Regions from separate parts of the Mus musculus genome. Here all the other regions are linked to region 1. The links are chromatin loops, found by intact Hi-C in ENCODE. Cell type or tissue: left cerebral cortex. All regions are shown on one strand. Region 1 overlaps Ppp2r3a (protein phosphatase 2, regulatory subunit B'', alpha). Region 2 overlaps Stag1 (stromal antigen 1). Region 3 overlaps Gm28166 (a long non-coding RNA gene). Region 4 overlaps Pccb (propionyl Coenzyme A carboxylase, beta polypeptide). Region 5 overlaps Nck1 (non-catalytic region of tyrosine kinase adaptor protein 1). Region 6 overlaps Pccb (propionyl Coenzyme A carboxylase, beta polypeptide). Region 7 holds the start of Pccb (propionyl Coenzyme A carboxylase, beta polypeptide).

Region 1 (4,000 bases):
TAAAAAATGTGGTACAGAACTAAGCAGAGAATTCTCAAAAGAGGAAACACAAGTTGCTGAGGTCATCTAAAGATATGTTCAACATTTTCAGCCATCAGAGTAATGCAAATTAAGCCTGCTTAAAGACTTCATCTTACCACAGTCAGAATGGCCGTGATCAATGAAACTCAAGACAACATATGCTGGCAGGGATGTAGGGAAAGGGAACATCCATCCATTGCTGGTGGGAGTACAAGCTAGTAAAGCCACCATGGAAATCAGTGTGGCAGTTTCTCAGGAAGCTGGGATCCTTCTACCTCAATATCCAGCTCCACTAGGCATGGCATCTTTTACATCCCACTGCAGAGACCTGCTCATCCACGTTCACTGTTGCTCTAGTCAGACTAGCCAGAAAAGGAAAACCGTCAACACGCTCATCAACTGACAGTGAGTAATGGAAATGTGCTACATTTACACAATGCAATACTATTTAGCTGTTAAAATTAAGTCAGGAAATTATCAGATAAGTGGATGGAGCTAGAAAAAAAAATCCCCGAGTGAGGTAACTCCGATCCAAAGAGACAAATATTGTATGTTTTCTCTTATATGTGGATGTTAGCTTTTAAACCTTCAATATGTGTGCTGCAATCTGGAAATCTACAAAGGTATTGAGTAAAGGACTAGCAGGAAGGAAAGGTTTTCCAAAGGAAGGAGAAATAAGATATATTGGTATGCAGAGACAAAGGAGAAACTAGAAATAGGAAAATTAAATAGAAAGAGGGATGGTAAAGGAGGGAGTACAGGGAGGCACAACTAACTAACGCTAAAGGACATTTAAAAACTACATGACAACATACTACTGTAGACATATTCTAAAATATATACATATATGACACCAATGCCCTGACTAGACACCTTATGTTACCAAGTTAAATAAACTGCCAGTGCTAGCACTGAGTTACATTTTGTTGAGTCTTTGGCCCCGTGGAAATCCCCAAATATCCCAGGATATTGTCAAGGTTATTCTGCACAGCCTAATAGCCCGATTGCTGATGGCAATACTTACATATGCTATCAAGCACAGAAAAGTAAAGCTGGTGTTAACTAGAAGCTTCACTCCTGCTGACTAAAATTCATGGTATTGGGATGTAATCTGCAAGCTACCAGAGAAGGGTAATCATCAGTATTTTCTAGCTACAAATCCTGGTCACCTGTAACAGTAGCTTGCTTGCAAGATATACTGTACAATAATGGCACAAATGGTATAGGGGCAACCAAGTACTTTTTAAAAAAAGATTGGTCAAAAGGCTTACTCCATGGGATGAAACTCCTACTTGACTGCACACACATGCCCTGCACAAGTGTGGAGGTCAGAGGATAACTTTTGGTATTTGGCCATCTCCACCTAGTTAGTCCAGAAGTTGAACTAAGGTTATCAGGCTTAGTGGTAGGTACCTTTAATGGCTGAACCATCTTGCTGGCCTGGCCCTCAAAGTCAGTATCAATATACACATACAATTTTTATTGTTCACTATCACTAGAGTTTTGTATAAATTTATTTCTTGATTTAGACTATAAGCTTAATTTAAAGTAAGTTAAAGTATGTATATTATTTATGGAAGCAAATATTATAAAACCTTGATCTGCATTACTTTTCTCTCCTTTCTACTTTTTAAAAAATTATGTTTATGTGTAGATGTGAATATATGCACCTACATACAAGTGGGTGCCCATGGAATTCAGAAGAGGGCAGTGGATCCCCCTGGAGCTGGAGTCACAGGTAGTTGTGAGATGCCCACACGGGTCCTGGGACCAAACTCTGGTCCTTAGGAAGAGCAGTACATGCTCTCAACTATGGAGATATTTTTCTATCAGTCTTTCTACCTTTTGGCAGAATTTTAAATTTTTAGGAATTTAAAAGTTTTATGTGATAGAGAGATGACTTGGTGTAAGAACACTTGCAGAGGACCTAAGTTTGGTTCCCAGCACCCACAAGATGGCTCACAACCATCTGATCCTGGGAATCTGATATCCTCTTCTGATCTCTGTGACACTAGGCATACATGTGGTACATATACATACATGTAGGCAAAGCAGTCACGTATCTAAAATTAAAAAAGAAACACATAAGTGTGTTAGGTGTGTTCTGTTGTGAGTCTTTGCTAAGCTGCTTTGTTTGCAGTGTAAAATAACACACTTGTGTCTTCCATCTCCCCAGTTGCCACATTCTGAGGCTCAACTTGATAGCAGATGTATTGTTTCTTCATTACTGAAGTTGGGCTACCATCTAGTGGTGAAAGCATGTAGCAGCTGGCTCTCCATTTTGCTTGCTGTTTTAACAACTTTGTCACAATTTTGAAATATAAAAAATAGCAAGAATCATTCTTTACTACTAGTGAGAAAAATAAAACTGACAGTCTTTCACCAAGACCTCTAGTCAGATTGACAGACAAGTTGAATCATGTGTCAGTCCCCTTCTTTGTATATATGAAGATGGAAACTAATTCATGACACAGGCTGCCAGGATAGAAAATGCTTGGCTCTAGTACATGCTATTTTTGAAAGTAGATGAAATAAAGAGAGGAATTAACAAAGAATTCTAACTATAGGCGATGAGTTCAGATAAACATAGTCAAGCAATGGAGACCTGGCTCTTCTACCTGGAAAGTCATACTGAGTGGACCACCAATTCATTCTTTGACTGTCAGAGCTCTGAAGTTTCTTCTCAGTCTTTCTAAATAATTTGGACAACTACACAATGTTTCTAAAAATTGATTTCTTTCTATGCCGAGAGAAAAGGGGAACAAGTTTAAAGCTCTCTCTATGGTGAGAAGCAGCTACTGCACAGCTTAGTAATTTTAGCTTAAAGTGATAGATTCAGGCCAAGTGAGAACCGAGTAAACCACTGAGACACCATCTGTGTGAGCCCCAGAATAGCTTCCCTGCCAGTGCCAGGGCCACGGAGAACTCTTCGAAGGCCCATTGCTCACTGTAAAAACGTAAATGGGCCACCTCCCTTTTCAAGGCTGGCATATGTTGGCATACTTAAGCAGAGCATTTAGTCACTAACAATCTCTTGGCCCAACATGTAAAGCTGTAAGTCAAAGGCTATAGTTTGTTGGTATTCATATTTTTATTTTCATTCACTGCCAAAATAACTTGTCTTTTCAGTTGGTAACCTTTTTAGGAAATAAGGAATGTGGGCTGACTTTTGGAGTACTTTCTTACCTAGCTGATGTTCTTTCTAGTCTTAAAAACACTGACAAAATTGTTACCAAAACAGAATGTATATTCTTTTATCACAGAGCTTTATGATTTATTAATTATGATCTTCACTGTTTTGCTATGAGTAAGATCTTTCTTTAGTTTGGTCACTTTCATGCCCAAGTATACGATTAGTCAATTTCATACTAGAGAGTATGTTGCAATTATTCTAGAAGAACCTCACTTGTGCAAACTTAACACTAAAGTTTCAGCAACTTCATGCTATTATTTGGCTAGATTTCCTAATAGAAAGGGCTTTGGAAAGAACAGGCAACCAATACAAAGTTCTGTTTTCAGATACTCATTGTTAGACTTTTGCTTTGACTTGTTTTGTGGCTCTAGGACACTTCATGCCAGACAAGTGCTCACCACTGAGCCACACACATCTCCAGCCCTTTATTGTTATACTGATGGTCTAAAATTTCCACAGTACAGTTATTTTGATATCTCAGTATGTACAGATTCATATCATGTACTTCCAAGTAAGTCTTGATACTCTTTATGATGCTATTTTACTGTTACAAATATTTTCCAGTTTAGTGCTTACTTCTGAGTAATAGAATCATTTTTCTACATTGAAGACAAAGTATAATACTAACATAAAAGTATGCATTTCATACCTATAAGCAATAATATGCAAATACCATGAAAATGACGACAGCAGAGATAGTTAATTATATTCTCTTAGTGACTAGTATAGTTCTTAACTTTTCTTTTTTCTTTTTTTCTTTGTATAGTTTTTTCTTTGTCCAACAAT
Region 2 (4,000 bases), 210 kb before region 1:
ATTTGTTTGAGATTATCAGGATAGGTTGTATAGCTAATCCCTTTCAAAGGCAGTTTCACTTGTTGGAGTTGAAGGTGAAGGCTTCTTTTTAAGAACTGTTTTCAGTGAAGCGTCTTTAAAAGGTTAGAAGATGGATTCAGGGAGAGCAAGCTTCTGAGGTAATTATGTGTCCACTGGGCTAAGTGCTACAGCTAAGAAATAAAAGAACTCAGTGCAACCAAAGAGACAAGGAAAGGCATGGGCAGTTTGAGCTCAGCTTGGTCAGTTCTCTGAGCCACACAACACGGGGCTCCAGAGTGATTTGATGTAAGAAGGAGCCACATTTGGAGAGGACATGAAATAGAAAGCTAACACGATCTCTACCAGCTTAAGAACCTACATAATGTCAGTCTGAACACAAAAGCTTAGAGTAAACACCAAATAAAAAATATTATGAATGGGTGATTAAACATTGTTGTTAAGATATTCAGAAGTGAGCATCAATAGAATGACCTTTACCACATTGTAAATCAGTATTTTTAGGAACAGATGGGTCAGTCCAGAGTGTGCATGTGTATCTGACAGAATATAAAAACCTAAGAACACTAGGAGATAGAGGTGTTTTGGTAAATGAACCTAGCAGACACAGCTCTGGAGACTCAAGAGAAAGAGAAAAACCAAGAGGGTTCATATTATACTTCTGATTAAAATATTTCTGAATCAGTTTTTAAATCTCATTAGAAAAAGTTTTTGTTTTCTGTTTTGTTTTGTTTTGTTTGGTTTTGTTTGGTTTTTTGTTTTGGTTTTTTGAGACAGGGTTTCTCTGTGTAGCCCTGGCTGTCCTGGAACTCACTCTGTAGACCAGGCTGGTCTCAAACTCGGAATAGAATAGTTTTTATAAGTAAAACTAATACATTATGCATTATTTTATTAGGATGGCTTAGGTAAGCAAATGTTTGCCTGCTCCAGTCTTTACAAAGCAACCTCAGAAGGAGGAAAAAACACAGCACATCACTTGCTAGTGCAGGATAGTAAATAATTAAGGTCTGGGTAAACAGAAATGATTATTATTTCCTTAAAGAGAATGTAATTAAAAGCTGGATAAAACAACCAGGCTCCCCAGAGGGACTTTATGGCATGAAAACTCTGAGCTTCTCTAATGATAAGTCTCCACTTGTCTTAGCAGCATTTGCTGATTTCTCTGTAAAAGCCCCCTGGGACACCATGTAGGCTCAGGCAGTAGGTGGAAAAGCAAAGGAAGGTTGCTGAGGGCTCTGACTAACTTTACTCTTCACCTTCTAGGATACATAAATTCTTAAAGATAAAGGAGACAGGAGGCAGTGTGGTATTTGACAGCTATGATGAGGTAATATCCTCATTTTAGGTATAAGAAAACTGAACTTTATAAGAAGTCATTAATATAATACAGAGCCAAACAAGGGAGTTATGGAACTTTGTTGCTCTAGCCAGTCATTGGGCATGATAGCTCATGCCTGTAATTCCAGCATGTTGGAGACTAAGGCAGTAAGAAAGATCAGGAAGTCAAGGCCAGCCTAAGCTACATGATGAGACCTGTTTGAAAAAAGAAGAAAACACCACAAAAACTGAATGTAAGCCCAGTACTTGCAAGATAGATACAAGACAATCGGGGGTGCAAGGACCTTGTTTCATGGTGAGTTTGCGACCAGCCTGTGCTATATGAGACTAATTTAAAAAACAAAGTAGCAAAATAAAATAGATAAACTAGAGTCTAACTGTAGAATTGTGCTTTTCAAATCATTATAACTGCCACCAAAGTTTGTTCCATCTCTGATAATTTGAGACTTTAACTGACATTTTGCAGATGAAAGTCTGGATAACACATGGCTAAATAGGACTGACACGATGATTCAGACTCCTGGACCCTTGCCAACCCCACAGCTCACCTCCACGGTACTTAGAGAAAACAGCCGTCCCATGGGAGAGCAGATTCAGGAACCTGAGTCTGAGCATGGCTCTGAACCAGACTTTTTACATAAGTAAGTACTAAAAGTTTCGTTTTCTTGGCATTAAACATCAAAGTGAAACTACAAAAAGCTGAGCACATTGTTGGTGAGGTCTTACAAAAATGAAGCCACAAATGGAGAGTAAATAGTATATAAATGTCCAAATACTGCTGTAGACATTTTCTCCTCAAAATTCAGACTTTTCTTGATCTAGTGGGACAAACTTCATATTTAAATAGCCTCAATTTTCTTATCTTTCAAGATTCACTGGTCATTTCTCCACCAGTAGGAATGTGTTAGAATAAAATGAATTTTAAACCTAGGCGGGTTTTGGAAGGAAACTTAAAAATATTAAATATCCTTTAGTATTAATACTAAATGACATGTTGTTAGTATATACTAGGACTGAGACCATCTCCTTGCCCAGTCCCATATATTACTACTGAAAGTATCTTTTTTTCCCTTAATTCTTTAATAACTATATTTTTCTGAAAGGAACAGGTCCACAGACCTGTAACTAAACAGTGCATATTTATTGGGTAGATCTGTTTCTCAAGAGACTTGGAAAAAATAATGCATTCTATCTCCTTGACAAGAGCCTGTGAGAACTTTGCTAGGCTGTCTGTAAAGGAGCCTCAAATGATTGTTCCACCTTTATTATCCATTTAATGATCCTCACTTTAAGCTAGGCATGGTGGCACGTACCTGTAGTTCCAATACTTGGGAGGGAAGAGGCAGGAGCTCAAAGCAAGCTGAGCTCTCCAGTGAGTTTGAGAACAGCTTGGGCTACATGAGACTTTGCTTCAAAAGAAAAACAAAACCTAATTTTGTGTTATTTTTACACTCAACTTGAAAGCTCTCTGAGTTCTTTACATGTATTTCTATATATATTTGGGGTAATGATGTGAGTTTCACTGGTGGATAAAATTTCTAACTAAGCAAATTAATATGTTGAAAGTAGAAGCAATTTTAAAAGTATTTCAGACCCTGAGTAAAGCTACAAGGCAGCTTCACACCAAAGAGTCTTCAGTAAAAACCTGAGAGGATAATCTATGTCAAACGTTGACTATCAGTCTCTCAGTGCTAGTAGGCATCAAGAGTTTTGCCTGTGTCTAGCCTCTGCATAGATAAGTATGCCTACCCTACTGTCCTGACTACCATTTTATCAGTCCCATTGTCCATTGACTTCTTCATCCCAAAAGATACAAAAACAGCTACTTAGAATTTCACATGACAGATTTTTATCTGCGGAACCACTAAAATTTATCACCTATAAAATGGTACCAGGGGCATATGTGTACTATTTTCTGTGTTCCTTTAAATATAGAATACAGGTGAAAATTTGATTTCATAGCACTGAGAAACTGTGTGTTAGGAGGACTCTGAGTTATACCCTTTTTTTAAATACTAAAGCCAGCATCACATGTTCTTTAGGGCCCTGCTGCCTAGCTATATACACAGTGAATGGCAACTTGAATCAGAAGTCTGGGGATATCTTATTTGACAGAGATTGCGGCATAAAGCTAACACATAGTGTAAGGATTAATAGCACCCTAACCTGTTTCGGTGGAGACTTAGTGATACTTGGAGGCAATTAACTTTGTTATTCACAAAACAGTGGGATAAATTTAACTCCCTTACATGAAGATTAAGCTAGCCAACCAAGTTTTAATGGAATGAGACTGATTCCATGTATACGTTATCTGTTACACAAAATCAATAATAGCATTCTCTCAGTCCCCAGATGCAGATCTCTTGGTTAGGCCAGCCGAAGTTAGAAGACTTGAATCGGAAGGACAGAACAGGGATGAACTACATGAAAGTAAGAGCTGGAGTCCGGCACGCCGTGTAAGTGTCCGCTGAGCACCACACGCACACACGCAGCAGTACGTGTGCTGGCCACAGGGCAGCTCTGCTTCTTAGTAGTTAAAGAAAACGAGTTGTGGATATGTTCCTCAGCACAAGATGACTACAGAGCACAGCCACGCTCTAAATACCTGTCTCTTGGGTTCCGTTATTTGTAAAATTCAAATATA
Region 3 (4,000 bases), 700 kb before region 1:
GTGCTTCCTCTTCTGTTTTGTCTAGAGTCAGGGGGTGTTGGCCTCGTGATGCCAACATGATCGGTAGCTCTTCCCTCCTTCTCTTCAGCAGCTCGGTACAGACAGTGTCTATTTGTGTACCCTCTTAGACTCCTGACTTTCAAGTGTACCGAGCACTCACTGACATGTCATCTCAGCTCTGGCTGCAGGACCCTCGTGACACTGACTCCTTTTTCCTAAGGATTTCACTCCTTCGTGTGAACCTCCATGAGCGCCTGGCATTTTTGTTCACTGGGCAGACATTTACTTTGAGCCTTTAGCACAGGGTAGAATCTGCAGGGGTTTTAATGGGTGCGGGGGTGTTTGGTGGTTGTTGTTGTTTTCCCAAATGGGAATGAATACAAGAGAACAAAAAGAGGGGGGAGTCACAGCAAGTTGAGATCAACCCTTGAAAAGTGAAAGCTTCACAATGCTACAGTTTCTGATCTTGTGTGTTCTTGTGAGTGATGACAGTTATTTCTTTTTGTTCGGTTGGTTGGTTTTGTTTTATTTTGTTTTGTTTTTGTTTTGTTTTGTTTTCCAGACAGGGTTAAAGACGCGGGCCAGGACACCTGGCCTGAGATGACAGTGTTTGTTTGTTTGTTTGTTTGTTTTGTTTTGTTTTGTTTTTGAGACAGGGTTTCTCTGTATAGCCTTGGCTGTCCTGGAACTCACTCTGTAGACCAGGCTGGCCTCAAACTCAGAAATCCACCTGTCTTTGCCCCCCCCCCCCAAGGTGTTGGGATTAAAGGCGTGCGCCACCACTGCCCAGCAAGATGACAGTATTTGTAATCACAGTGGCATTCTGGCTGCGCACTGTTCCTAGAGAATCCCAAATTGTCCCCTGAAATCAATTACGGAGCCCCCAAAGTCCCGACTCAGCATTCTCTAGGAGCTTTATTTATGATCTCAAAGTAAACTTAAAAGTATCCTTGAACTTTGGACAAATTGATCTGGGGTGGGGGGCCTTGTGCAGCTGCGGCTGCAGGCACGACCTTAGGATGAGCAAGTATGAAAAACTTGCTGAAGGTCCCTAGGCAATCTCGAGGCCTGTAGTGTGTGGTAGGTGAGCAGTTCAGGTAGCAGAGTAAAGGTAAGAGCTACCTCGTGCTATTTCGGGTCCCTGGAGGGCTTCTGTTCAGGTTCTCTTCTGTGTGGATCAGTTTCCGGCCTCTCCCAGGGCTGCCGATTGCTCGCTAAGGGATGCAAGGAGTGAACATTGCATCTTCTTTGTGAGCCTCCCACTCTGGCAAGGAATCACCAGGGTCCCAGGAGCCGGAAAACCAAAACCAAACCTACAGTTTGGGTCAACAGGGATGTTGCTCTGACTTCACCAACTATGCACAATGCTTTAGATTGAATGATCGGGGGGGGGGGGGGGGGTGGACGACTGGGATAAAGGTGAGTGGCTTGCAGAGTAGAGCAGAGGCAGAGAAAAGGGACCACTGGGCACATGCTCTGGTGTCAGTGAATGCAGAGAGAGAGGACATGGTGGCAGCTAAACTTGCAAGTGACAATGGAGAAACTCTATGTTCCGGTCTAAGCCTGGGGACTTTCTCCAACTGAGCCTTGGTTCCAGGAAAACTAGCCTGGGCTTTTCCCTTTCTCTCATCGGGAAGCCCACGGAGCTTCCTCTCTAGTGGGAACAAATGGATTTTTTTTTTCAGAATTCGCCACAAGGTGGCACCAGACACCGGTAGACGCAATGAAGTCGCTTCCCGCCGGGTGGGCGGTAGAATTGGGCCACCGGATCAGGTCAGGCCGGATTCAAAGGAAAAAGATCCGCATCCCCAGAAAAGTCACACAGGCCAAAGAAGGAAATAGGCCCACGGAAAACAAGACGCCTATTTTAAAGAGAAAGGGAGGAGTATCACAGAGGAGAGATATCATCGGCATTGCAACTCCTCAGTAAAACGGAAAGTTTCGCAAGAAACCTTGACTAGACAGTAAAGTGCGGGAAACGGGCGCTTGACGTGACAGGGGACAGTAACGTGTGGGAAGCAATCGATGGAGAGCCCAGAGAGGCAATTACAGGCCTGCAGGTGGATGCAAGTGGTGTCTGGAGACAGGGACTGGTGGAGGAGAAATCGGCCTGTGACTGACCTCTTGGCAATTGCTGGCATTTTCCAATGATAAAACGAGTGTGTCAATAAGCCCAACACAAATGAGTACTGTGAGCGATGACACAGTAAGGAAGCCGCCAAACTGGCCGCTCCACGATTGGGGGAAGATTTTATTGTGAATGGGGCAGGGGGGCAAGGGGGCGGGGTGGGGGGCCCAGAGACAGAGAGACAGAGACAGAGACAGAGAGAACATCCAGAGGCACCTGGAAGAGTCCAGAGCAGAGGGAGAAATAAGCAGATTGGACATGGCCAGCACTATTGGGAGCAGAGAGAAAGGTGTGTGTGTGTGTGTGTGTGTGTGTGTGTGTGTGTGTGTGTGTGTGTGTGTCATAGAATAGTCTTGAGACTAGCCAGAGTAGCAAGGAGTATGGTATAGAATAGCATACGAGGGAAAGGGGAAAAAGTCTTATAGAGAGCTGGCTGGTTTCTGGGAGGAAGGAAGCCTGTGAATGGAGGCAGCCTGGGAGTTAGCAAAGTGGGGGAGGAGTGGCAAGGGCCAGGGTGCTAACCTGGGCTTTGGGGTGTAAGTAGGGTCTGAGGAAACCTGGAGGCCAGCATAGACTTTGATCTGCAGCCATGGGTATGTATCAATGGACAGCCACATGTCCCCTCTGCCAGAGGCAAGGGACACGACTCCTTTTGGCAGAGGGAATCCCATTTCACAAGTTCCTGAGGAAAGCTGGCTTTTATCTAACCACCAATAATCCTCCTATAGTCTTCCTTGAGCTGAGCCAAGTCTGTCAGGGTGTTTGTTTTTTGTTTTGTTTGACATAGATACTTTCCAAGACCTGACAAGTTAGCAGCAGAAATACATACTGTTGCTCTCTTTCAAATTTTTACTTTTGTATGTGTGTGGAGGGTGTGTGCATGTGTGTGTGTGTGTGTGTGTGTGTGTGTGTGTGTGTGTGTTGTGCCACTGTGCGGACGCCAGGGAACCCCTTTGTGGCATTTGCTCCCTCCTGCCCCTTCTGTGGTTTCCAGGCGTGGGTTGAGCCCAGGTCTCCAGGCCTGCTCTGCCAACGCCTTTAGCCATCTGAGCCACCTCACTGGACTTAATTCATCTTGAGAATTAGTTTGTCCCATCGTCTTCTTGGTTATCCCTATGGGCTGATGATTTCAGGTAGATTTTTATTGACGGATAGCCTTTCTCCTCGGCGTGCTCAACTCTGCCCCACCTGTGGCCAGGAGAGACTCCTTTTAGACTGGTTATGTAAAGTTTTGACTGACCCAATTGTTCAAAACTTGGTTTTCTGATGGAGCAAGGAGTAAATGTTCTAGAATTCCCACAAGCCTTTCCCTTCCAGACCAGACACAGAATTAGCTATTGTTCTACGAAAACCTTGACTTCTTGGAGGATAAACAACGTTGAGAACCAAAATGACGTCATCGGTGTGCATTGTGGAGGGGTTTGATTCTACCCTGCCACTTCAACAGGAAAAAGCAAAAGCACTTTTTTTTTTTAACACCAAACTATGGGTTTCAAATGGTGTGACTTCCAACTTCAGGTGGCACAAAAGACTTGTGCATTTTATGCAGGCGTGACTCCACATTATCCATTGTTTAATTTTGTCTTAGGGTTTCTATTACTGGGAAGAAGAAAAAAAAAAAAACCACCATGACCAAAAGTAACTTGGGAAAGAAAGGGTTTATTTTGCTTACACTTCCAATCCATCAGAGAGGGAAGTCAGAGTGGGAACTCCAGCAGGGAAGGAACCCATAGACAGTTGCTGACACAGAGGCCATTGGCCTTGCTCAGCCTGTCTATCTTATGGATCCCAGAAAGACCAGTCCAGGGACTGCATTGTCCATAGTGAGTTGGGCCCTTCCCCATCATTCACTACTTAAGAAAATGTCCTGCA
Region 4 (4,000 bases), 160 kb before region 1:
CTTCCATGAAGAAACTGAGGCACAAAGACGGTACAGTGAGACCTTAAGTGAGACTGCTTCTGTAAAAACCCATTAGCCAGTGTTCTGGTATGACTGAGGGGGCAGCGGGGAAAGGAAGGGAAGGAGGACAGAGAGAAACAGACAGACAGACAGACAGACAGACAGACAGACAACTGACTGAGAGGCTGAGGTTCTGACTGGTTATGAAGCCCACACTGACCTCAACCTCTAGATCATCCTGCCTCTGCCTCGTAAATGCTAGGATTACAGGTGTGCACCACTGTACCAGACTTTCCTATGCAGCTTCTACTTCAGGTAAAACGTTTGTTCACACAGAAGTGGAGGCAATGGAAAATGAATCCAACTCTTCAAACTCCACCCTGAGAAGCGGCCACTTCAGGCCCTCATCTGTCTTCCCAGAGACATTCGATAAGTCCAACATATTTTCTCTTACAAACATTTTTCTTTTGACACAATTCTTTGTAGCCATGTCCTGCGCATATTATTTTCAACCAAATTTTCCTTATTTTTAAAAACAAAATATATACTATCTTAAGAATCCACGAATACTGTAGATTTTCCATAACTAATTGCCACAGTTTGGCATAATTTAAGTGACCACTCAAATTTCTAGTCTCTTACTAAATAAGCAATCCTGCAATAAATCCCCTATCCAAATCATCAGTTAGTATTTTTCTGTCTGTGTTGTTAATGGATGGTGTGTGTGTGTGTGTGTGTGTGTGTGTGTGCCCATGTACTCGCTCGTGTGTGTTAGTTCTCTCCACTGACATTGACAAACTAAGAAAAAAGAATAGTCTGATATTACCTCTTTAAATGTCTGGTGTTTTGTTTGTTTGTTGTTGTTGTTTTTTGTTTTTGTTTTTTTGTTGTTGTTGCTGTTTTATGTTTAATGTTCTCTAGGTTATAAGCTCTGATATATTTAAGAAGACCAAGCTGGGCATGGTAGTACATGCCTTTAAGCCCAGCACTTGAGCCAGAGACAAGGGTAATCTCTGAGTTCAAGGCCAGTCTGGTCTACATAGTGAGTTCCAGGAAAGCCAGGGCTAGGCTACATAGTAAGACCCTATCTAAAATAAAATAAAATAAAATCCAAAGTAAATACTTAAAAGGAGAACACTTGAATTTTTCAGACTGAATATTCCCATCTGCAGGTACATTTAAATTGATTATGAATTATTTTTGTTTGTTTATTGAGATGGGTTTCTCTGTTTAGACCTGGCTATCCTGAAACTCCCTCTGTAGACCAGACTGGCCTTAAACTCACAAGAGATTCACCTGCCTCTGCCTCCTGAGTGATGGGATTAAAGTCCTGCATCACCATGGCCCACTTGGTATAGGCTTTAGAGCAGTTGATCATCCCAATCTATCCAGGGATGCCCACACTAGTAAAAGCAAGTACTGCTGTCAGTTTGATTTTGCTTGATAACGAGGCCAACTGCCATGCACCAGTGATCTCATTAATACATATCCAAGGCTGACCCTTTAAAGTCAAACGTTGCTTCTTACAGTATACCCAAGGGACAATGAAAAGACACCAATAGATACGGACGGCCTTTCACTTAAAGCTGCAATTATGAGTTAACATTGAAGATCATTAGCTCTCTGAGTACTTTTTCCTGTTCTTGTTTATAAAGATGTTCCTCATTAAAATGCATCAACAGCTCTAAGGCTCTTGCTGGAATATGAATTTACCTAGGGAGATAACAGAAAAACATGCAATGTGACAAAGTGTGTAAGTGTCTATGTATCTTCTATGTTGTGTCCTTGTTTAGAATCATACCAGTAAGGCCTTTCCCACTACATACGCACTGATTTGTAAGTGTTCATAGAATACTATTGATAATAATTTTAAAAAGAAAAGAACTAGCCGGGCAGTGGTGGTGCACACCTTTAATCCCAGCACTTGGGAGGCAGAGGCAGGCAGATTTCTGAGTTCAAGGCCAGCCTGGTCTACAGAGTGAGTTCCAGGACAGCTAGGGCTACACAGAGAAACCCTATCTAAAAAGGAAAAGAAAAGAGAAAAAAGATGGAGATGGAGATCTGTGGATACATGCACACGAAGGCAATCGTGTTTGCCTAGGGAGGAATCTCCCATTTACCATCTTACGCCTCTGCATAATTTGTCGTGCACATGATTAAAATCAAATGCATTATCAGAAGGTATATGCCTTCTGAAAATGGAACTATATTTGTTAATTAAAACAGAAAACCAGGCAATGGAGAGGGTAGGTGGTTAAGAGCACAGTTCTAGGGTAGCTGATGCCCTCTTCTGGCCACCCTAAGTACTACATGCATGCTGTGCACAGACATACATGCAGGCAAAGTATACACACATATAAAATAAAATAAACCTTCTTAAAAGTTTTTAAAATGAAGAACCACCCAAACTATACGCCTTAGGAAACACACTCCTCCTTCCCTTGAACCCCATCAAAGCCCAAACAATTATGGAGGTCTTCAGTACCTCCACTCCCACAGTCCTCTGTCAATCTTAACCGTGTATTTCTGGTCTGTATCTTTGCTTTGAGTGACGTTACATTACTATTTTGTTAATCTGTGTGAGCCATTATTTTATTCTTGCCTAAGAAGCTATGAACCTCAGTCACCGGTAACACAGTGGTACAGACTTTTTAACCCCAGCCCTGAGAGGCTAAATTCAAAGTTCTTAAGTTTGCAAACAACCTGGACTTCGGGGTAAGAAGCTGTCTTTATGGGGCCGGAGTGTTGAGGTTTGGTCTTTTTTTTTTTTTTTTTTGGTTTTTCGAGACAGGGTTTCTCTGTATAGCCCTGGCTGTCCTGGAACTCACTTTGTAGACCAGGCTGGCCTCGAACTCAGAAATCTGCCTGCCTCTGCCTCCCAAGTGCTGGGGTTAAAGGCGTGTGCCACCACGCCCTGCACGAGGTTTGGTCTTTTGCTATGTATTATGATGCTAAGCACCGCCCCCAAGACCTGGTTGCCCCAGAAATGAGAGTCCCCACTTAAAACCAAGTGATGTTATGTGACCTTGCTCCTCAAGTTATTTCTGATTGGTGAATACAGATACCGACAGCCAATAGCGGGGCAGAAGAGACATAGGCGGGGTCTAGGGTTCCCTAGATTAGGATTGGAGGAGGACCACAAAGGGTGGGGGTGGGGAGGAGAGAGAAACCATGATAAGCAGCCCAGAAAGCACGCCAGTTAGAGTTAAGAGCAGCTCAGCTGAAACATAGCAAATAATAACTCAGAGTTATAGATAGGAAAATTTATCTTAACAGCATAGAGGGTAGATATCCGCCCAGCTCTAGTGCTGATTAAGGCCTATCTGGGAACTAAATAATCTAAAGCAGGGTAGGAACTCCAGGTTGGGATTAAAAACGTCTAAAACACAGGAGAGATGGCTCAGCAGTTAAAAATCTCTGGCTGCTCTTTCAGAGTACCTGGGTTTGGGTCCCAGTGCTCACGTGGGGCAGCTCGCAACCATCTGTAACTCCAAATCTAGGGATCTGATGCCCTCTTCTGGTTTCTGAGAGCAACGCACAGACAGACAGCAAATAAGCAAAAAAAGCAAAACAATCAAAAAAAAAAAAAAAAAGCTATCTTTTAAATTTTTTGTTGTAAAGAATTTCAAAACATACCGATAAGATTCAATTACATATGTTTATGGGTTTTTTTTTTAATTCCCACTTTGAAGGTATGGAGAAAGATTTATCTGGCCAACAATTGCCAAAAGAATTAGATGTACTGATTTTAGGCAAAATTTACTTCAAATTACAGGAAAGGATAGTGAGAATAGCAGGTGTGGGGGACATACAGAGTGGGAAGATAAAGTCTGGAGGACATAAAAAGTAGAGGACATACAGAGTGGGGGACATAAACAGTGGGGGACTGTGATGGTGTGTATTTTGTCTATTTTATATGGATGATTTCTGTGCTGCATGTACACCTGCATGCCAGAAGAGGGCACCAGATCCTTTTATAAATGGTTGTGGGCCACCATGT
Region 5 (4,000 bases), 640 kb before region 1:
AGAAAATTGGACATAGTACTACCGGAGGATCCTGCAATACCTCTCCTGGGCATATATCCAGAAGATGTCCCAACCGGTAAGAAGGTCACATGCTCCACTATGTTCATAGCAGCCTTATTTATAATAGCCAGAAGCTGGAAAGAACCCAGATGTCCCTCAAAAGAGGAATGGATACAAAAAATGTGGTACATTTACACAATGGAGTACTACTCAGCTATTAAAAAGAATGAATTTACGAAATTCCTAGCCAAATGGTTGGACCTGGAGGGCATCATCCTGAGTGAGGTAACCCAATCACAAAAGAACTCAAATGAAATGTACTCACTGATAAGTGGATATTAACCCAGAAACTTAGTATAGCGAGATATAAGGTGCAATATGCAAAACATATGAAACTGAAGAAGAACGAGAGACCAAAGTGTGGACACTTTGCTCATTCTTAGAATTGGAAACAATCACCCATGGAAGGAGTTACAGAGACAAAGTTTGGAGCTGAGACAAAAGGATGGTCCATCTAGAGACTGCCATATCCAGGGATCCATCCCATAATTAGCCTCCAAACGATGACACCATTGCATACACTAGCAAGCCTTTGTTGCAAGGACGGTGATATAGCTGTCCCTTGTGAGACTAGGCCGGGGCCTAGCAAACACAGAAGTGGATGCTCACAGTCAACTATTGGATGGATCACACGGCCCCCAATGGAGGAGCTAGAGAAAGTATCCAAGGAGCTAAAGAGATCTGCAACCCTATCGGTGGAACAACATTATGAACTAACCAGTACCCCAGAGCTCTTGACTCTAGCTGCATATGTATCAAAAGATGACCTAGTTGGCCATCACTGGAAAGAGAGGCCCATTGGTCAGGCAAACTTTATATGCCCCAGTACAGGGGAACGCCAGGGCCAAAAAATGGGAATGGGTGGGGAGAGGGTGGGGGACTTTTGGGATAGCATTGGAAATGTAATTGAAGAAAATACGTAATAAAAAAAAAAAAAAAGAAAGAAAGAACTACCTTCAAAAAAAAAAAAAAAGATATGCTTTCCCCCACAACGGTAATTCATTGGTTTACATAAAAAAGGACTCTAAACAAATTCTCTTAAATGTTCTGACAGAACTAAACTTATTTTTAAAAAAGGATTTATTTATTTTATGTGAGTACACTGTTGCTGTCTTCAAACACACCACAAGAGGGCATCGGATCCCATTACAGATGGTTGTGAGCCACCATGTGGTTGCCAGGAATTGAACTCAGACTGGAAGGGCAGTGTTCTTAACCTCTGAACCATCTCTCCAGCACTCTCAATATTAACTTGTAACTATGGCCTATTATTTGTTGTTTTGTTCTGAGGCAGGGTTTCTCTATTATGTAGTTCTTGCTTCGCTGACCAGGTTTGCCTTGAATTTCCAGAGTGCTTTCTGTCTCTGTCTCCCAAGTGCTGGGATTAAAGGCATGCACACCTGGCTACACCCTCTGTTCAACACCCTTTTGCTTAAACTTAGCCTAAGTTTTCTAAACCTCATCTATCAAATTTAGCTAAAATTTGCTTTTTTTTTTAAACACATACTACTGTCCATATCACATCCCCACACAACATGAGTTAAGATTATCTACAGGAACATGCCTATCTCACTAAGAGGGATCAAAGCACAGGATGACTGGCAAGAGGGAAGTAAAGTCAAAATTGAACTGAACTCTCAGCACTCCCAAGAGAAAACAAAAACTAGGAAAATTCACGTGAAAGGAGTTCTTAAACATTCACCTATACTTCCACCAGGTGGCGCTATTAGCTGTGTCCCAATGTTGGTGCCTTCCTGTGTTCTGCTACTGGAATTCCTTTCCAGGACATCAGCATGCTCCTTTTTAATTACATGCTTCCAAGTGTCCTTAACTGAATCTATGTACAAACACAGCAATAAACAGCTAACTAGATAATACAGTGCTCTAAGAGGGATCTGGGATGAGGGGGTGGGGAGATGATAGGGCCAATTCTCATAGAAATGGAATAGTAGTGGAGAGGGAGAGAGCTCTAAACATAGTTTGCCTCCTGCAGACATGAGGACCTGAGTTCAAACCACAGAACCCATGTAAAAAGAAAAAGCAGAAATGGAAATGGTGGTGTACTTGTAATCCCAGCTCTGGGAAGGCAGAGACAAAGGCAGATCTCCAGGGTCAGCCAGCCTAGTGCAATTAGTGCATTCCAGATTGGTAAAAGGTGCTGTCATAAACTCCTCAGGACAGCTTCTGAGGAGCACACACACAAACACACTCACTCACAAATTTACTTACCTTGGAACTCAACAACAGGTTAAATAAACATTTTAAAGCAAAAGCAACCACATAGCTTTATCTGTCTGTACCTCAGATAATGAATGGTCTGAAGCATAGAGGGCCTGGATTGCCTCAATGAAAACCCCCAGTCCTTGCCTGTGTTTCTTTTCCCGTTTAACACTGGACTGCTACAAGCACTTTGAGGAGAGATTTTCTTTTAATTAGACCCCTATTCTTTCCAATATAATTATGCCTGTCTCTTTGACTGGCTTGTATTTTAATACTTAGTTACACCAAAAAGGGCTTTACTGTATGTAAATCAACTAAGTATGGAACCAAACAGCTACCAAGATGACTTAAAACACAGAATCAGTCTCCCACATACATAATCTTATATTGTTATTCAATACTCACTAAATTTTATATACCTTCCAACTGTTCATACTTTTTGTGACAGCCATCAAATTTGGAGACAACTAAATATTCATAGTAAAAGAGAAACTAGCATCCTACTATTATAAAATTGCCTTGTCTTTATAGATCCCTTAGTCAACTACAAATCTAAATCAATGAGTACACCAGACCAAAATATCTATACTTCACCTATTTCTATAAATTAATTAAGAACACCTAATATTAAGTTTGTCAAGACAGTCACTTGTGATCTCAAATGCCCTTAACCCCAGTACTCAAAAGAGACACAGGCAGATCTCTGAATTCAAGACCAACCTGGTCTATATAGAAAGTCCCAGGACAGCCAGGGCTACTCAATGAGACCCTGTCTCAAAGAAAGGCTATCAAACCATCTAACCAGGAAACGCTGAGGAAGGAGAATGTTTGCCATTGGCATAGGTCATGAGCAATGGGACCCTTTTTTGGCAAGTTAGATGTTCCTGTCTGAAAACAACTAGTGGCGGAGGAAGGGGGGGGGGGACATCTACAGGGAAATCTACCATGCTAGTTACACATACAGTCTGCTGTGCTTTAACTCATCACTTGACAATTTCCTGTTTCTGATAAGAATCAGCTAAGTAACAGTACCCAAGTAACTAAGTCAGGAAGTTTAGATGGGTTACAATCTCTCAGTGAACTATGAAAGGAGAAAAATCAACAATAACTTTGATATGCTACAGCAGGCATAAAGAGAAGGAAATTTACAAGATTACTGTAATCAACATTTTAAGCCACAACATCATATAGTTTATATTGCTAAATATTCTAACTAATGAAACACTCTACTACTTACAAAACAAAAATTAGAAGCACATCAGAAATAGAGGATTAAATCAAGTTGTTTTGTTGAGTTTGGTTTGGTTTTATTTTCTTATTGTTTGGTCAGTTGTAATCACATGTAGCCCAGGCTGGCCTTAAAACTCACTATATAGGTGAGGATGATCTTGGCTTTGAACTACTGATATTCCTACCTCCAATCCCAAATGCAGAAATTTTAGACCTGTATCACCATGCTCAGCACGATTAGGTTCTTTTAAAGATAGGGAACAATTTTATCATATTTTATTCAGGTTTGAATGATTACTTTGGATACATAACCAAGATGAGAAAACAAGAAAGATGAAAAAGTAAAAGGGTATTGTGCATATAAAATTCACTTGTTCATTCAACAAATATTAACTGAATAAATGTACACTAGGAGAACAAACCAAGTTCTGAAAACAAAGGAAGAGAAATCAAGTATTCTGCTAATAAAAGGAATTCTAGTGAAACTCCT
Region 6 (4,000 bases), 140 kb before region 1:
AATAAAATAATAATAAACGTGGAAAAAGAACTTCAGGAAATCAGGAAAAACACTGAACAAAATAGGAATAACATGAAATCATAGAAAACAAACAAGCAGAAACTGTGGATGATAAATGACATGAAATCATTATTCATCAAATTACTGGTAGAAGGTTCGCTGGCAGATTTAATCGCAGGAAACAATGGGTCAGGGAACCTGGAGATAAAACCCTGGAAGTTACCATGTTGAGGAAAGAAAAACATGAACAAAGCCTGAGGGACCTGTGGGAAGCCATCAGGGACCAAGTGCGTACCACAGGAACCCAGGAAGCTATCAGGGACCAATGTGCATACCACAGGAACCCAGGAGACACAGAAACGGCCCAGTCAAATACCAGAAGAAATATAACCCCCGACTTCCCAGATTTGATGAAAGACTTGTACAAACGTTCACATTTAAAAAGCTCAACAAACTCTAAAGAAGGATGGGCTCAATGACATCACACTGTGACACGTTATAGTCAAACTATGAACCTCCAGCCCAGGAAGGAACCGGGAAGCAGCAGGGCAGAACGGCTCCCCTCTGACAAAGGGATCCCAGGAAGATAAACGGTTAAGCCCAGGGGGCAGCAGGACATAGTTCAAGTACTTGATGAAAAACCTGTCAGCCAAGAATTCAACATCCAACAAAGCCAAACTTCAAGGAAGGAAGAGTAAGCCATTTCCAGATAACAGAGGCTGAAGGAAGTCGCTGGCAGCTGAGACATCATACAAGAAACACAAAAGCTTCGCTCTGAAATAAAACGACACTAGACTGCTACAGGAAGCCGTGGGAAAAGAGTCACTAGTAAATCCAACTGTCTAGGTAAAGCTTGTGACAAAGCACATTCCTGCGATTGTTCGTACATATGGCTTTTAAATCTGTCAACAGAGACATCGCGAGTAAAGAGTGATCTTCAATGATGAAGACACACAAAAGCACCAAGTCCACACACTGTTCATGCTAACTTCCTTTCAACCAGTTAAGATCTTGGTTGTAATTCCCCAGATGACCACTAAGAAAAAGACACTTTAAAATACAGCGAAGGAGGCTTGAAGAGATGACACCTCGGTGGTTAAGAGCACCAGTTGCTCCTCCAGAGGACCCAAGTTGAATTCCCAGCACCCATGTGACAGTTTGCAACCTTTGTAACTCTAGACCCAAGATATCCAAGATCCTCTTCTGACCTCTACAGGCATCAGGCACGTAGTTGGTATATAGACACACATGCGGGCAAAACACCAACGTGTGTAAAATAAAAATAAAGGTTACAATTGGGGGGGAGTTGTTTGTTTGTTTTTGTTTTTTTCGAGACAGGGTTTCTCTGTACAGCCCTGGCTGTCCTGGAACTCACTTTGTAGACCAGGCTGGCCTCCAACTCAGAAATCCGCCTGCCTCTGCCTCCTAAGTGCTGGGATTAAAGGCGTGCACCACCACTGCCTGGCTAAGGTTACGATTTTTGAAAAATAAAAATATGGCGAAAATTGAAGTGAACTAAAATGGTTCAACTCAACTACATACAAAAGGGGGTGGAGCTGTGGCTGGGCATGGTGGGTGGGCGTGGTGGGCGGGGCTACTGCTGGGCATGGTGGGTGGGCGTGGTGAGCGGAGCTATATCTGGGCATGGTGGGTGGGCGTGGTGAGCGGAGCTATGGCTGGGTATGTGGGTGGACGTGGCGGGCAGAGTTATGGCTGGGTATGGTGGGTGGGTGTGGTGAGCGGAGCAATGGCAGGGTTTGGCAGGCTGCTTTGCTTGGCCATGGCAGCACATGCCTGTAAGCTCAACAGACACAGGAGGATCTATAGCCAGACAGTGTTAACTACACAGAAAGTTTTTTTCATTAAAAAAGGAGGAAACTGGGGGTAGGGGAGTCCAGAAAGCTGTCTCAGGGGATAAACGTGTGCTTGTGGCCAATGCTGATGCTCAGCTTTCATTCCAGTCTACCTTTAGTGGAAGGTGAGAATTAATTCTCACAAGTTGTTGTCTGACCTTCATGCATGTATTACAGCACATGTATGGCCACACACACATACAAATATAAAAACTAAAAATAAAAAGCCATAAAAGGGGGCTGGCTCTGTGGTTAGGGCGCCTGCTGCTCTTCCAGGGAACCTAAGTGCAATTCCAGCACCCAGTTCATGCAGTTCACAGCTGCCTACTAACTCCAGCTTAGGGAGAACCGGTGCCCTCCTCTCGCCTCCAGCAGGCCAGTACACGTATGGCATGTACATGTATGTGCGCACGCACACACAGGCACATGCAAGCGCACATAAAATTTAAAACTTTTTGAGAGTTATAACAGAAGAATCCAGGCACCAAAAATCCATCTAAGAGACTAACAGACTGATCTTTTAAAAGATAATGTACATGTTCTCTATAGTTTTACTTTTGACAAAAGGACACACAAAAAAGTTGAGAATATGAGATTTAAAAAAAAAAAATTCCATGAGAGGAAAATATAGAGCCATGGTGGCAATGTTATCAGACAAAGTAACTTTAAAAAGTTATAAAATAGAAAGCTATCATGTATGGGCCAGGCACAGTGGTACATGTCTTTAATCCCAGCACTTGGGAGGCAGGGGTAGGCTAAGCTAACCTGGTCTACATAGTAAGTTCCAGAATAGCCAGGGCTACACAGAGAGAACCTCAAAAAACAAACAAACAAAGCTATCATGTATTAGGACCCAATACACATAGAAAATATAACAATTATAAAAATGTATACTAAAGGGCCAGAAAGGTGGCTCGTCAGGTAGAGGCCTTGCCTCTGAGCATGAAGGCCTGGGACTCACATGGAAGGAGAGTCCTGACCACTGAAAGTTGTCCTAGTCCGCAACACGCTCCGTGGCATGCACCCAAGCAAGGGCAACACAACACAAAAATAAATATAATTTTTAAAAAATCTATATAATTAAAAAATCAAGGAAAAATTTAAAATGTCCACCACTAACAGAGTCCTCAGATGGATAAATCAGCAAGAGCTTTAAAACATGAGAACCAAACCCTGACAGACGTGGAGGGGGTGTAATCGGGTGAGTGACGATAATCGGAGACACCTCTTCTAATAACGGACAGCAGGTTGCTACGTAAGTAGTAAACTGACCACAATAAAACAATACATAACACACTTTACAAGTCCATCGAACAGTCTCAAGCTGTTCTCAAGACATAGTCTCAAGCTGGGCATGGTGGCTCACACCTGAAAGCCCAGCACTTGGGAGACTGAGGTGGGAAGCTAAGTTCAAGACCTGTCTTAGCTGACTCTGGGACGGGTGAAAGCCCTTGGATAGCAGGTTCAAGGCCCCAGGTAAGGATTCTACCACTACAGAAATGTACGCTGTTTGACACACTGAACGGCATGTCACAATGGATGGATTTTTCAGTTTTTCAGTTAAATTTAAATAAAGATGCTTGGTTTTTGTAATGTCAAGGTCAGGGTAGGTACAGTGGCACAAGTCTTTAATTCTAGAATGTGGAAGGCAGAGACAGGGAGTTCTCTGTTGAGTTCCAAGACTAGCCTAGACCATGCAAGTTCTGGGTCAACACGGAGCTATATTGTGAGACCCAGTTCAAAAGAAGTTTTTAAAAATTTAAACTGCTGGGTGTGGTGGCGCACGCCTTTAATCCCAGCACTCGGGAGGCAGAGGCAGGCGGATTTCTGAGTTCGAGGCCAGCCTGGTACACAGAGTGAGTTCCAGGACAGCCAGGGCTATATAGAGAAACCCTGTCTCGAAAAACCAAATAAATAAATAAATAAATAAATAAATAAATAAATAAATAAAATTTAAACTAAGATCATGAAAAACAAAGACTACAGAACTGCCCCAAATTAAAGAAAGAAAATAAAGAGGTATGACAATTGGGTTCATTCCAGGTCAGAAACAAAAGTTAAGGAAAGAGGGAGAGGAAAAGGGGGAGAGGGAGAGGAGGGGAGGAGAGAGGTAGGAGAGGGGTTAAGAGGGGAGGGATAGAAGAGAG
Region 7 (4,000 bases), 120 kb before region 1:
AGCCTGGTCTACAAAGTGAGTTCCAGGACAGCCAGGGCTATAAAGAGAAACCCTGTCTCAAAAAAACCAAAAAAAAAAAAAAAAAAAAAAAAATTAATGAATGCCTCTATTATCAGAGCTGGGAGGTGGGGTTGGGGGTGGGGCGAGTTAGAAGTAGAGGGGTCAGAAGTTCAGCATCATCCTTGACTGCAAAGAAAAGTCAAAGCCAACCTGGGCTGCATGAGATCCTAGTTCAAAATGTCCTTTCAGATGAATTTGAATCCTCAATCTACCAAAAGCCTCCACCTCTTAGGCTCCCAAAACCTCAAATCTATAAATTCCTTGTCCTACTGTGTTAAGAAAACAGCACATATACACATTAAACAAACAAGAAGAAAAATTTTAAAACTTTAAATTAGATATTCTAATAAAACAGTAAAGCCGGGCAGTGGTGGCGCACGCCTTTAATCCCAGCACTCGGGAGGCAGAGGCAGGCGGATTTCTGAGTTCGAGGCCAGCCTGGTCTACAAAGTGAGTTCCAGGTCAGCCAGGGCTACACAGAGAAACCCTGTCTCGAAAAACAAACAAACAAACAAACAAAAAGTAAAAGCCAAAGAGGCTGTGGAAAGAGGCTGTGGAAAACAAATGTACTTTGGGGGGAAATAATCTAACAACTACGGAGATAGACAGATAGATAGATATATAGATAATAGACAGATCGATAAATTTTAAGATATTCATACTTTCTGGTCCTCTTTTAGGACATCTGATTCACGGACATAATGAAAAACTTGCTTAAAGGGAACACAAATTAGCCTCCCAACTAAATAAACTCTGACAGCAGAAAACCTGCTCTGAAGGCCTTAATGTAAGAGCATCAGGATCTTGCCTGGGGTGCAATAGGCAACTGAGCAAGGGTGTCCCAAGAGAAAGGTTACCAGAGCAGTGACAGGCTTTCCCAGGGAACTTAATAGCCCTTCAGAGGGACCCCAAGGGAGAGAGGGCTTATGGCTCACCATAAACCTTACAACCACATTTACATCCCTAAGTGTCAAGAGGAATAAATAGTTTTCCTTGAGCATTTTTCTTTTTTCAAACCTAACTCAGGACATCTGAATCAACATTTGACCCAGATTTTCACACACTTGGGTAAGACTTGCATGCCCTTCACAGGAGCCCTTCCCTTAGGGAACCTTCATGTTAACTTATCCAGCTCTTCTGCCTGGACTCACTCAGTTGTCAAGGACACACTGGGCAAGTCTGGCTTCAAGTCTAGGGTCACCTCTTCCAGCTTCTGTTGTTTTTTGTTTTTCTGCTGCTAAATGACCTCCCCAGAAGAAGCTCAAATGTGATTCCCGCCTCAGCTGCTCTCAGCAGAGTAGCCTGAGAGTTTATAGAAAGTCCACCTGCTTCCTATGCAGCAGATCGATACATGAACCTCTCAAGAGGCCAACCAGACTTCCTCGGTCACAGGCGTCACAAATCCCCAGCACGCAGGGAGACAACACACCAGGTTAATGTGAACATAACCAAGTTTTTTCTAATACTTCGTGCCTGGGTTTTACTGCTTCCTTCCCCGAGAAGAGGGAAGGGAAAAAAAAAAAAAAAAAAAAAACTGTCATAAACACTTTCAGGCAGCGGGAGAACAATCCCGTCTTTTAAATTCAGAGCCTGTGGCCGATTAACGTGGCAATCTTATTCAAACAAGACCTGGAAGACATTATTCTGTTTACGGTGCTTTCTAAAGACCACCTTTCCCAAAAGTTCAAAGCTGCTAAGTGGAGCGCAGCTGGAGACCGGTCACATCCATCCATCCATCCGACGACCAATGCCCACCACCACCGCCTGGGGACCTCCCTAAGTGGTGCAGATGTCTACTGACACCCGAGGGGGCTCTAGGTTCTCCAGGTGGACGTTCTCGCCGCGCCCCTCCCAGGCGCAGCGCCTATTGGCTGGGAGGCTCGTGCGCCGCGAGCCCGGCGCGCTGTGATAGGGCGGGAGCGGAGGGGGCGGGACGCACTGGCGCCCGTGACTCACTCGCTTGTGCTGCGCGTCGATGCGGCGCTGGCCTCCTCCCAGCAACGCTGCATGGCGCTTGTTGTCGATGCGCTCTTTAACTGAAACCGGCTGGCTGCAAAGGCCGCGGGTCGTGATGCCGAGGCCGCAATTCAGAACGCTGAGCCTCGCTCCAGCCGCCACCGCCCGAATCCTAATCGCCGCCGCCATTTTTTTTTTTTTTTTTTTTTGACTGCCAGCGTGACACACACTGCACCTCAGGACGCATGCGCAGAGAGCGTAGACATTGCGAGTCTGCGCCTGCGCGTCGTCGCTGGCCCTAAAGCTGGTAGCAGTCACAGGCTTGCATTCAGGCTCAAGGCGGTCCTGTTCTAGGAAATACCTGCCTCTCAGCTCTGTGCCCGTGTAGCCACACAGAACAAGGACTTCATTCCTCGTTCTGCGTTAGCCATCTAAACTCCAGGCTTCGTCGACCCTCTTCCCCCCAAAAATGAATAGATAATGAGCTCTGACCAACTTTTACCAAATGCTGTGCCAGGTTTTGCTCTTAAAACTTAGCCTTGAAATAATTTATATCCAGATTTCAGAGATGGGATACACAGGAACAGAAGTAGGTTTGTATGGCGTCAAGACTGAAATGTTTTGTGAGCTACGTATTGAGCTCCAGAGAGGGTCTCTTAAAGGGGAGAGGAGCTGGGAAGCTACTTGGCTCAGTGCTAAGTTAAAGCCTTTGCCAGCCTGAGTATGAGGACCAAAATTGGGGTCCCCAAACTCAGTACTCAGCCAGAGTAATGAGTGTCTGTACAGAGAGGTTGCCTAGGTGAGATAGCTGACAGAAATAAAAGAATCCCAGGAAGCTCACGGAACAGCCACCCTAGCATGTACAGAAGCAAATGAGACCCAATTCTCACACAAATAAGGGGACCATTGACACCCCATGTTGTCCTGTGACTTCCACATGTGCACGCCCAAACTCTGATACACACAAATTATTTGATGTTTTTTAAGTTTGTGACGAGACACAGAATGGTGAAGTAAACTTTTAGAGACCATTGTGCTAGGTCTAGGCTCCATAGGGTTTTACAGTAGGGGAGAGAGGTTGGCCTCAACCCCGAATACACCAAAGACAAGATGTATCGGGGAGGGAGCTCAATGGATAGAAAATTAATAGGGAACACAGGGCAAGGAGCAATCTGACAAACAACGTTTGCTTGGTTGAAGGCAAGCCAGGGTGCTCAGACATCATTTGGGGGACAGTGGAAGAAGAACCTTATCAAATATGGAGGGCGATCCCTCATCAAGGGTGGAAGATTCTGGCATAACTGACTTAGCAGGATTCTTGGCAAAGCTACCCTCTAGAAGAGAGGACCTGGGAGCCAAGGTCAGTTCTATTCAAGAGATGCTCAGTAGAGCCTGACCGAAGTTTGGTCAAGAAGAGAATCTTGTCAACACAGCGGCTTTGGCATTAGCTGGGAGGAAATAGGAAAAGTAAACTAGGAGCAGACTGCTCGGGCTCAGACCTACTAATCAGAGGGGATGCAAGGCGGCGGCGGGGGCGGGGGGCGGGGGCGGGGGGGGGGGGGGGAGGCTGCTGACCTCTTAGCAAGGACCCTTTAGTCAGTTCAGATGCTAACATCTGAGAAGTGCTGCTCCAGTGCTTTCGAAAACTCTACTATGAATGCTTTCTCATCTGTTTACCCAGCGAAGTGGCAGGTCTTTAAGGCAAAGTACAAGGTGCATATTTCTCATTCTTAGCCAAAAAATAAAAAATAAAAAAATAAAAAAAGCCTGCCAGAGTTGATTATTAACCCTTCCTAAATCCACCTCACTCCACCTCTCTGCAGGACTCCCACAGAGTTCAAATTCTGGCCTGAGACTTTAACGTTAATGTCATTTTATTTATTTATTTCATTTACGTTTTGAGGCTCTCTCTCTCTTAAACTGGCCTGGAACTCATGATGTAGACAAGATTGGCCCGAAATTCAGAGATCCACCTGCCTCAGCC

The links. Peaks named below come from ENCODE experiments on the same cell type or tissue, not always from the same donor. Only the 100,000 strongest peaks of a DNase experiment are listed, where the experiment ranks them.
Region 2: a loop joins it to region 1, with 2.7 times the contacts of the local background. A loop is called at or near these places in 2 of 42 quality-filtered maps.
Region 3: it touches region 1 in a loop (7-fold over the local background); 23 of 42 quality-filtered maps call a loop at or near these places.
Region 4: it touches region 1 in a loop (2.8-fold over the local background); 10 of 42 quality-filtered maps call a loop at or near these places.
Region 5: a loop joins it to region 1, with 2.4 times the contacts of the local background. A loop is called at or near these places in 4 of 42 quality-filtered maps.
Region 6: it touches region 1 in a loop (2.2-fold over the local background); 4 of 42 quality-filtered maps call a loop at or near these places.
Region 7: a loop joins it to region 1, with 3 times the contacts of the local background. A loop is called at or near these places in 2 of 42 quality-filtered maps.

What each region holds. Positions count from the first base shown.
Region 1 is chr9:101,157,379-101,161,378 of GRCm38, forward strand. All of the region lies in intron 6 of Ppp2r3a (protein phosphatase 2, regulatory subunit B'', alpha), which reads right to left. Among named protein-coding and RNA genes, the nearest start is that of Gm24338, 64 kb to the right of the region's middle. In left cerebral cortex, a CTCF peak has its summit at 2,276 (motif pointing left); DNase peaks (open chromatin) are centred at 2,283 and 2,914; H3K27ac peaks cover 685 bases.
Region 2 is chr9:100,949,785-100,953,784 of GRCm38, forward strand. Stag1 (stromal antigen 1) reads left to right here. Exons shown (of 34, transcript NM_009282.4): 30 at 1,823-1,997; 31 at 3,702-3,812. Among named protein-coding and RNA genes, the nearest start is that of Pccb, 83 kb to the right of the region's middle. In left cerebral cortex, no CTCF peak of the experiment used is centred here; a DNase peak (open chromatin) is centred at 1,886.
Region 3 is chr9:100,452,670-100,456,669 of GRCm38, forward strand. It overlaps Gm28166 (a long non-coding RNA gene), which reads left to right. Exons shown (of 3, transcript XR_871066.2): 3 at 1-357. Among named protein-coding and RNA genes, the nearest start is that of Gm28166, 4.7 kb to the left of the region's middle. In left cerebral cortex, a CTCF peak has its summit at 1,696 (motif pointing right); DNase peaks (open chromatin) are centred at 71 and 1,699; H3K4me3 peaks cover 503 bases.
Region 4 is chr9:100,999,970-101,003,969 of GRCm38, forward strand. All of the region lies in intron 6 of Pccb (propionyl Coenzyme A carboxylase, beta polypeptide), which reads right to left. Among named protein-coding and RNA genes, the nearest start is that of Pccb, 33 kb to the right of the region's middle. In left cerebral cortex, CTCF peaks have their summits at 2,292 (motif pointing left) and 3,952 (motif pointing right); no DNase peak of the experiment used is centred here.
Region 5 is chr9:100,518,988-100,522,987 of GRCm38, forward strand. All of the region lies in intron 1 of Nck1 (non-catalytic region of tyrosine kinase adaptor protein 1), which reads right to left. Among named protein-coding and RNA genes, the nearest start is that of Gm46139, 19 kb to the right of the region's middle. In left cerebral cortex, CTCF peaks have their summits at 1,163 (motif pointing right) and 1,787 (motif pointing right); DNase peaks (open chromatin) are centred at 1,238 and 1,799.
Region 6 is chr9:101,017,283-101,021,282 of GRCm38, forward strand. All of the region lies in intron 5 of Pccb (propionyl Coenzyme A carboxylase, beta polypeptide), which reads right to left. Among named protein-coding and RNA genes, the nearest start is that of Pccb, 16 kb to the right of the region's middle. In left cerebral cortex, CTCF peaks have their summits at 1,031 and 2,249; no DNase peak of the experiment used is centred here.
Region 7 is chr9:101,032,653-101,036,652 of GRCm38, forward strand. It overlaps Pccb (propionyl Coenzyme A carboxylase, beta polypeptide), which reads right to left and starts at 2,232. Exons shown (of 15, transcript NM_025835.3): 1 at 2,017-2,232. The coding sequence starts at 2,205. In left cerebral cortex, a CTCF peak has its summit at 1,804; DNase peaks (open chromatin) are centred at 1,237, 1,392, 1,968, 2,275 and 1 more place; H3K4me3 peaks cover 1,549 bases; H3K27ac peaks cover 1,536 bases.